2 separate regions of the Homo sapiens genome follow, and region 2 is linked to region 1. A link is an interaction called in ENCODE POLR2A ChIA-PET data of the cell type or tissue named here. Cell type or tissue: Panc1. All regions are shown on one strand.

What was found. ChIA-PET counts read pairs that join two places held together with the same protein. Peaks named below come from ENCODE experiments on the same cell type or tissue, not always from the same donor. Only the 100,000 strongest peaks of a DNase experiment are listed, where the experiment ranks them.
Region 2: POLR2A ChIA-PET joins it to region 1 with 8 read pairs; 2 of 35 experiments call an interaction of 5 or more read pairs at or near these places.

The regions. Positions count from the first base shown.
Region 1 is chr1:27,493,958-27,498,957 of GRCh38, reverse strand. No RefSeq gene overlaps it. Among named protein-coding and RNA genes, the nearest start is that of WASF2, 6.3 kb to the right of the region's middle. In Panc1, no CTCF peak of the experiment used is centred here; no DNase peak of the experiment used is centred here.
Region 2 is chr1:27,120,451-27,125,450 of GRCh38, reverse strand. All of the region lies in intron 1 of SLC9A1 (solute carrier family 9 member A1), which reads left to right. Among named protein-coding and RNA genes, the nearest start is that of SLC9A1, 32 kb to the left of the region's middle. RefSeq lists an enhancer at 2,499-2,793. In Panc1, no CTCF peak of the experiment used is centred here; a DNase peak (open chromatin) is centred at 2,595.

The DNA.
Region 1 (5,000 bases):
ATACAAGCCTGGGAGGCTGGGCCGGGTGGCTCATGCTTGTAATCCTAGCACTTTGGGAGGCCAAGGCAGGAGGATTGCTTGAGGCCAAAAGTTAAAGACCAACCTGGCCAACATAGCAAGACCCCCAGCCCCACCCCCATCTCTATTTAAAAAAAGAAGAAGAAGAAGACCAGCCTGGGCAACATGGCAAAACCCCGTCTCTACAAAAAATAAATAAATAAATAAAAATTTGCCGAGCATGGTGGCACGCACCTGTAGTCCCAGCTACTTGGAGGCTGAGGTGGGAAAATCACTTGAGTCCAGGAGGTAGAGGCTGCAGTGAGCTGAGATAGCACCACTGCACTCCAGTCTGGCGACAGAGTGAGACCTTGTCTCAAAAAAATAAAAAACAAAAATAAATAAATAATTCAGGCCGGGTGCGGTGGCTCACACCTGTAATCCCAGCACTTTGGGAGGCTGAGGTGGGAGGATCACCTGAGGTCGGGAGTTTAAGACCAGCCTGACCAACATGGAGAAACACTGTCTCTACTAAAAATTTAAAATTAGCCAGGCGTGGTGGCACATGCCTGTAATCCCAGCTACTCGGGAGCCTGAGGCAGGAGAATTGCTTGAACCCTGGAGGCGGAGGTTGTGGTGAGCTGAGATGGCGCCATTGCACTCCAGCCTGGGCAACAAGAGTGAAACTCTGTCTCAAAAAAAAAAAAAAAAAAAAAAAAATTCAAGCAGGATTTTGAAGGTAGGAGGAAAGAGAATAACAGGTACTTACTGAGGGCATAGTACCAATAAAAACAGGCTGGGCACGGTGGCTCACGCCTGTAATCCCAGCACTTTGGGAGGCCGAGGTGGGCAGATCACGAGGTCGGGAGTTCGAGACGAGCTTGGCCAACATGGTGAAACCCCATCTTCAAAAAATACAAAAATTAGCTGGGCATGGTGGTGGGTGTCTGCAATCTTAGCTACTCAGGAGGCTGAGACGTGAGAATCACTTAAACCCAGGAGGCGGAGATTGCAGTGAGCTGAGATCATGCCACTGCACTCCAGCCTGGGTGACAGAGCGAGACTCCATCTCAAAAAAAAAAAAAAAGAAAAATCATAATCATCAGCAGCAGCATCATCATCATGGGAACTATCACTAAATGTGCCATAGTGTGATGAGTAAGAGCACAGATTAAGCTCTACCCCTTACTGGCTGTGTGAGCATGTGCAAGTTATAGAAATCTCCTTGTGCCTCAGTTTCCTCATCTGCAAACTGGGGTTAGTAATAATATCTACCGTATCAGGAGTTAAATAGGTAAATATATGCAAGGTGCTGAGAACTATGCCAGGTACACATGGGCACTGTGTATTTCCTATCACTGTTATTGCTGAACACTTTGGTCCTGCCAGGCAGTTTTATCTGCCATCTCACTTGGTCCTCACAGCAGCCTGAGAGACAGGGATTATTGTCCCCTTTTACAAAGAAATGAGGCGTAAACAGGCCAGGCAGCTTGCTAAGGTCACTTGCTGGGTAAGTGGCAGGAATGGGATTTGAACCTAGGTCTCTCTGCCCCTCCCACCCACCCCATTTCCCTGACTGTGGAACCTGCCTGAAGGAGGAGGAGGAGGAGGAGGAGGAGGAGGAGGAGGAAGAGGAGGAGATGGCATAGTGGGAAGGCAGGGAGGCTTCACCGAGCTGGGGCCTTGGAAGCAGAGCAGCAGGCATTTTTTCCAGAGCTTTCATTTCCGTCTGCTTCTTCTAAGCAGGTGAAAAACCCCACAGAGGACCCTTCCCTGAGTACCCCCGCCCCCACCCTATTTCCTCCCCCACCCAGCACTGCCTCTGTCCCCCACACTGGGAGCGGGGAGGTCAGGCATGCAGCGTGGGGGATGCAGGGGAGGGGAGTGAGGAGGTGGGGGAGCATCATTCCAGATCCTTCCCCTCAGCAACCCTCTCTTCCCCATCAAAGGCGCTCAGGGAGGAGAGAGCATTCCAGGTGGAAGGAATGGCAAATGCAAAGGCTGCAGATTAAGGATGTGGAGGTGGGGAAAGCCTGCGAGCTTGGCTGGAACCGAGGTTCGTGGCCCCCTGGGATTGCTCAGTGAAGAACTTGCTTGACGAGAGAAAGAGAGAGAGAGAGAGAGACTGTGGACCTAGCAAGAGCTGAGGATGCCAGAGGGAGGGGGGTGACCTGGAGATCATTCTGGGCTCTGAGTACAGTGCTCTCCACCCTTCTCCCCTCAGATGGGGGTCAGGGAGAGGGGAGGGGTGATTCTTCCTGGTCCCTATGCTTTGTTGCTCCCCCTGGAATTCCTTAGCTGACTGCACTCTGTCAGTTCCGTACCCAGTGCTGGCTCATAGCTTTTTAACACATTCTCTCATTGCATTTGTATTTTCTCTTCAGCTCCATGAGACTAGTTTTATTCACTCCATTTTATAGGTTAGAAAACTGAGGCTCAGCTAGGTTGTTTTTTTGTTTTTTTGTTTTTTTTTGTGGGGGCGGGGCGGGGAACGGAGTTTCACTCTGTTTGGCTGGAGTGCAGTGGCGCGATCTCGGCTCACTGCAACCTCTGCCTCCCGGGTTCAAGCAATTCTCTTGCCTCAGCCTCCTGAGTAGCTGGGATTACAGGCGCCCACCACCATGCCCAGCTAGTTTTTGTATTTTTATTTTTATTTAAGAAAAAATGTTTTTTGAGCCGGAGTCTCGCTCCGTCGCCCAGGCTGGAGTGCAGTGGCATGATCTCCGCTCACTGCAACCTTCGCCTCCCAGGTTCAAGCGATTCTCCTGCCTCAGCCTCCCGAGTAGCTGGGACTACAGGCGCGTGCCACCACGTCTGGCTAATTTTTTTGTATTTTTAGTAGAGACGGGGTTTCACCATATTGGCCAGGATGGTCTTGATCTCTTGACCTCGTGATCCGCCTGCAGCTGAGATTACAGGTGCCTGCCACCACGCCCAGCTAATTTTTGCATTTTTAGTAGAGACAAGGTTTCACCATGTTTGTCAGGCTGGTCTCGAACTCCTGACCTCAGGCAATCCGCCCGCCTCGGCCTCCCAAAGTGCTGGGATTACAGGCATGAGCCACTGTGCCTAGCCCTGTTTTTTACATTTTTATCTATTTATTTATTTATTTTGAGCCTAGGTTAGGAAACTGGCTAATTCTTGTATTTTTGATAGAGATGGGGTTTTGTCATGTCACCCAAGCTGGTCTTGAACCCCAGGCTCAAGCGATCCCCCTGCCTTGGCATCCCAAATTGTTGGGAATACAGGTGTGAGCTACCATGCCTGGCCCTTTCCCCTCATTTGTAAAATGAGGATGATAATAACAGGACCTAATTTATAGGACTGAGGCTGGGCGCAGTGGCTCACGCCTGCAATTCCAGTACTTTGGGAGGCCGAGGCGGACAGATCACTGGAGGTCTGGAGTTCACGACCAACCTGGCCAACATGGTGAAACCTCGTCTCTACAAAAAATACAAAAATTAGCCAGGCGTGGTGGTGCAAGCTTGTAATCCCAGCTACTTGGGAGGCTGAGGCAGGAGAATTGCTTGAACTGGGGAGGCAGAAGTTGCAGTGAGCCAAGATCATGCCACTGCACTGCAGCCTGGACGACAGAGCAAAACTGTGTCTCAATAAATAAATAAATAATTTATAGGACTGATATAAGGATTGACGAGTTAATGCATGTAAAGCAATTTGCACATTCCTGGCATGTAGCAAATGCTCACTAAATGTTGGTCCTTATTAATATTACCACTAAATGCACAATACCACCTCCCACTCTGAAAGCAACTTCTTTATCTGCATTGCCTAAAAGGAAAAATTAAGGCTCCTATTTTGGGACAACCTTCAAGCAATCACTGTGCTAAGTGTTTCATATTTATGATCACATTTAATTTGAACATATCTGGAAAATAAAAACAATTATGGCCAGGCCTGGTGGCTCACGCCTGTAATTCCAGCACTTTGGGAGGCTGAGGTGCTGAGTCCAGGAGTCCTAGACCAGCCTGGGCAACACAGCAAGACCCCATTTCTATTTTTTTTTTGAGACAAAGTCTCACTCTGTTGCCCAGGCTGGAGTGTAGTGCTGCGATCTCGGCTCACTGCAACCTCTGCCTCCTGGGTCTACGCCATTCTCCTGCCTCAGCCTCCTGAGTAGCTGGGACTACAGGTGCCGGCCACCATGCGCGGCTAATTTTTTGTATTTTTAGTAGAGACGGGGTTTCACCGTGTTAGCCAGGATGATCTCGATCTCCTGACCTCGTGATCTGCCCGCCTCGGCCTCCCAAAGTGCTGGGATTACAGGTGTGAGCCACTGCGCCTGGCCGACCCCATCTCTATTTTCTAAAATTATTAAATAAAAACAATTATGATTTTCATTTTATCGATAAGGAAATTGAGGCTCAGAGAGGTGAAGTCACCTGCCCAAAGTCACACAGCTAGGAAGTGGTATAATAGTGATTCAAATCCAGGTTTGTCTGGCTCCAAAGTCTCGTATGACAATTCAGGCCGGGCACAGTGGCTCATGCCTGTAATCCTAGTACTTTGGGAGACTGAGGTGGGAGGATCGTTTGAGCCCAGGAGTTTGAGACCAAGCTGGGCAACATAGGGAGACTTCATCTCTAAAAAACAAAACAAAAAAAATCAGCCGGGCATAGTGGCATGCACCTGTAGTCCCAGCTATTTGGGGGGCTGAGGTGGAAGGACTGCTTGAGCCCAGGAGTTCAAGGCTGCAATGAGCCATGATTGCACCACTGCAAGCCAGCCTGGGTGACAGATTAAAATCCTGTCCAAAAAAAAAAAAAAAAAATTAAGTTCAGATGACAACTTGTCCAGTTCATGGATGTCTGTATCAGCTTGAACCCAAACCATCTGCTCCAACTGCTGCCTCAGGCTCACTTCCCTCCATGCTGGGAAGACCAAGCATTGTTTACCGAGCGACTTTTATATGCCAGACAATTTACATATATTTCCCATTAAATCCTCACCCCCACCTTATGACCCTCTATTGTTATCCCCATTCC
Region 2 (5,000 bases), 370 kb after region 1:
AACATGGTGAAATCCTGTCTCTATTGAAAATACAAAAATTGGCCAGGTGTGGTAGCATGTGCCTGTAATGCCAGCTACTCAGGTGGCTGAGGCACAAGAATCACTTGAACCCAGGAGGCGGAGGTTGAAGTGAGCCAAGATTGCGCCACTGCACTCCAGCCTAGATGACAGAGCAAGACTGTTTCTCAAAAAAAAAAAAAAAAAAAAAAAAAAGAAAGAAAAGGAAGGAAGGAAAAGAGAAGAGAGACTGATTGGATGCTGCTGCAGTGGTCCAGGCAAGTGATTGTGCTGGCTTGGATGGGTGTTAGCAGTGGAGGCGGTGAGAAGTGTCAGGGTCTGTTCATGTCTAGAAGGCAGAACCAGCAGGGTTTGGTGATGGATTGGATGTCAGGAGTGAGAGGAAGAAAGGAGTTAGGACAACTCCAAAATTTGGGGCCTGAGGAGCAGGTTTGGGGACGAGAAAATAAGAATTTCCTGTCAGGAGCACCCAGCTCCTGTGCATTTGCCATTCTGCAGTCCACCCCATGCACACCGTAACACACCAGCCTAAGGATGCTCATGCCCCCACCTCTGGGAAGGCCCCCCATCTTTTCTGCCCTACTCCAGGCTCTGTCCCCTGAGAGTCATTTTCTCTCACTGATCCTTTTCTGGCCCTTCTGAGAGGTCACTAAAATGTCCAAGTGGAGGATGGCTAACACCCCTTCTTCATCACTGCCCTCAGATGCTGTGAGGGCACACAATAGACCCCATAAAGCTGATAAAGCTACTAGGGATAGAAGGGGCCCCAGTTGCCTCCCAGAGGCTGCTGGTCTGTCTTCCCCACCCAGCCAGTGCCGCCTGTGTTTTGTTCTTCCTTTGCGGTCCCCCGCATTCCTTGTAGTGCTGAAAATAGGACACTGTGACTTGCTTTCTGCAGGGCAATTGTCCTGGAAATTGTAGAATTTCTTTTTGTGTTGCTTTCCTACTGGTACCTCTTTATATTCCACCTCTGTAGCCAAGTAGGATGAGATTTCAAGCAAGTTGAAGTTATATATAATGAATTTAACACATTGGTAAGCTTCTAAGCTAACTGACTTTCAACTGGAAGCAATACTAAGAACAACAGATATTTGGTATACTCAATTTTTTTTTTCTCTCAGATTTGCATTTTGCAAGCTCTACTGTACCCCCAGCAAAGAGGAAAGAAAAATCTAGCTCTCCCATGGCTCTAAAGTTTCTAGAAATGGAAGCTCTCTTACTGAGCCTCTGTTTCTTCCCCCACCTCTGCCCCACCCCAGGTGTGGGGCAAACTGGTACCTGGAGCACCTGATACCATCTGTAAGTCCTGACAGCAGTCTGGCAAGAGGCAAGGACAGGCCAGGGATAGAGATGGAGTGGGGAACGGAGCACCTGAGCTGGGGAGCCACACATCCGGGACACTGGGAAAGGAAAGGAGGGAGATGGTGGCTTGAAATACAAAATTAGCCGGGCGTGGCACACACCTGTAATCCCAGCTACTCAGGACGCTGAGGCAGGAGAATCGCTTGAACCCGGGAGGCGGAGGTTGCAGTGAGCCAAGATCGTGCCACTGCCCTCCAGCCTGGGTGACTGTGCGGGACTCCGTCTCAAAAAAAAAATTTTTTTTTAAAGCCCAATAAAAGGGCTGGGCGCGGTGGCTCACGCCTGTAATCCCAGCACTTTGGGACGCCAAGGCAGGTGGATCAGCTGAGGTCAGGAGTCCAAGACCAGCCTGGCCAGCATAGTGAAACCCCATCTCTACTAAAAACACAAAAATTAGCCAGGTGTGGTGGTGGGCACCTGTAATCCCAGCTACTCGGGAGGCTGAGGCAGGAGAATCACTTGAACCCAGGAGGCGGAGGTTGCAGTGAGCCAAGATTGTGCCATTGCACTCCAACACTCCAGCCTGGGTGACAGAGCGAGACTCTGTCTAAAAAAAAAAAAGCCCAATAAAAATAAAAAGTGGATAATAATTATACCTACTGCATTAGGGTTGTTGAGAGAATTAAATGAGATGCCTCAGTACTTAGTGCAGTCTCTGCCCCATAGAAGCAGTTGAAGCACAGCATGTGTGATTTACCATTCACACATAATTTTAAATAACCTATAGATACAGAAAAGTCTTCAAGAATATATACCAAACTTAACAGAAATTCGGTTGTGGGGGAGACTGGTATAGTTGGTAAAAGGGAAGGGGGAGAATCACTGTGAGATGATTTTCCTTATACTTAAACACTTATATGACTGTTAGAAAAAAATTTTAATGACCATAAGTTTTATTTAAAATCACCAAAGCAATATAATATATTTCCATTTTGAGAAAATCAAAAGAAACCAGTGTGTATCATATGGTCACCTACCAGACACCCAATCCAGCCATGAGAGTCTTTGGAGCTTGAGGTCCTACCCCTGCCCCAAGTAAAGCCGACCCCCTGAGCTGCCCCCCACCGCTTCCCCAGGTAACCCCCTCCCCAGGTAAGCACCCCACTGCCTGGCACCTCTCCCTTGCCAGGCACTGTTGGGCCTGTTGGAGCTCTGCCTCTTGTCAACACAACACGGGCTCTTTACTGCCGGTCCCAGTCCCTGTCCCTCCCTCTCCCCTGTGAGTCATCCTCTGCTTCACTGCATGGGGACTCTTGATCCAGTGCCTTTCCTGCAGGGGGAGGGGCAATCTGCTGGAGTGAAATTTATTCAACAAATGTTTATGCAGAGCTTGGATGATTGGGAAGGTCAGGCTGGTTACCAAGAGGTGCTGCCCCAGCTTGGAGTGGTATAGGGGTTACAGAAATGGGTCCTTGAGACCCAGGGAGAAGGCTGGTGGTGGTAGAACCAGGCTGCAGGCTAGGATGGGGCATTCAGGGCCAGGCTGAAGGTCAGGGGACCCTCTGAGGCCTGCTCTGTTGGCTCAGGCTCCTTGACTCAGTTCCTTCCTTGATCTGCCCGGGTCAGGCCTGTGTGCCAGCATCTCCTGCACTGTTCACTCTCATTTCCAGGCTGGCTGCAGGCTTCAGGATCCTCAAAAGGCTTTTGAGGTCCCCTCTCTTTTCATTTGTTCACACTCTTCCCCCTTTAGTCACCCACCTTTGAGACCAAACTCTAGTCCTACATCCTTCAGGAAGTGTTCATCATTCCCTTAACCCGTGTTTTCTGAGCATCACTTTTTGGGGGTCCAGAGCTGTGTGCTGGGATGCCAGGCTGGCTGAGGCACCGAACACAGCTCCTCAGTTTGGAGGGGCACCTGACTCAGCCTGGGGAGGGCGGGGGTGTGGCTCCAGGAAGGCTTCCCAGAGGAGGTGACACCTGCACTGGGGTTTTTTGTTTGTTCGTTTTTGTATTTTTGAGATGGAGTCTCACTCTGTCGCCCAGGCTGGAGTGCAGTGGCGCGATCTTGGCTCACTGCAACCTGCGCCTGCAGGTTCAAGCAATTCTTATGCCTCACTCTCCTGAGTAGCTAGGACTATAGGCGCACACTCAGCTAATTTTTTGTATTTTTAGTAGAGATGGATTTTCACCATGTTGGCCAGGCTAATCTCGAACTCCTGACCTCAGGTGATCCACCCACCTCGGCCTCCCAAAGTGCTGGGATTATAGGTGTGAGCCACTGCGCCCGGCCCTCCACTGAGTTTTGAAAGGTGGGTAGAAGTTCCAGGTGAGGAAGAGTTTCCTGCTGTTTGCTTAGAGGTGGGATTTGGGGACTTCTGGTCACTGGAGTCAAGGAGTTGATGTAGATGGGACAGGTGAGAGGAGAAAGGAAGGAGAGAGGGAGAGGCTATGCATTGTGAGGGATTTGTAACCCAGTGCCAGGGTTGCTGAGGCTGTGATCCTCTATCACAACATGCCTGCCTCCGGAACAGCCTCTCTTGCCAGGTCTCTAAGGCAGTTGCTGCTGGCTCAATCGCTGCTTATTACTCCAGGGGCCGCCCAGGCCCCCCAGCCTGCCTGACCTCTCTTTTCTCAGTCGTTTCAGTGCACAAGGTGCTCCTGTGTCTAGTCCCTGTTCTCACTTGTTTACAGACAAGAAAATGGAGGTTATTCCATGGTATAGTGATTTACGCAAAGCTCATGGTTACTAAAGGGCAGAGTGGGGTCTGGACCTGGGGTTTTGGCCTCCTTGCACGGTCTTCTCTTTTCCATGACTCAGATAGTCCAGTGTATGCTGCTTGTGTTTTCTGACAGCTTTTTACCTGCTTTCCCATCCAGACCTGATGTTCCCAGAGGGTGAGACCCTTTCTCTCCAACATAGTAGGACCCCCTGAAATGTGGATTGAAACAAGCAAGAAATAGAAGTGCTGTTTGGAAGAATGATGGGGAAAAACACAGAGAGAGACTGATTGCCCGGGTATGGGGAAGGATGCTTGCCCAGGTACTTGGAACAGATTTATTTATGGCTGTTTTTGTGGGGGAGGCATATTTATTGCAGACTTGAATTCTCTTCCTGGTGATCCTGACAAGCTGTTTTCTTTGAAGCAGCATGGCCCAAAGAACTAGCAGTTCAGAGAACTGGGTTCTAATAATGACCCTGCCACTTCCCAGCTAGGTAGCCTTGGACAAGTTACCTCTCTGAACCTGGATTTCTTCATCTGTCAAATTGGGGGTCAGGATGTGAGATGAAATGAGAGGGGGTGTGTATAAGCCCCCTGCACAGAGCCTTGCATCAGATTCTCCAAGTGTCCAGTGTTTGTCTCCTGGGTGCTGGAGAGTTTATCTTTTTTTTTTGAAATGGAATTTTGCTCTATTGCCCAGGCTGGAGTGCCATGGTGTGATCTCGGCTCACTGCAACCTCTGCCTAACAGGTTCAAGTGATTCTCCTGCCTCAGCCTCCTGAGTAGCTGTGATTAGAGGCGCCTGCCACCACACCTGGCTAATTTTTGTATTTTTCGTAGAGACGAGGTTTCGCCATGTTGGTCACTGTGGTCTAGAACTCCTGACCTCAGGTGATCCACCCGCCTCGGCCTCCCAAAGTGATGGGATTACAGACGTGAGCTGCCACCCCCAGCTGGCTG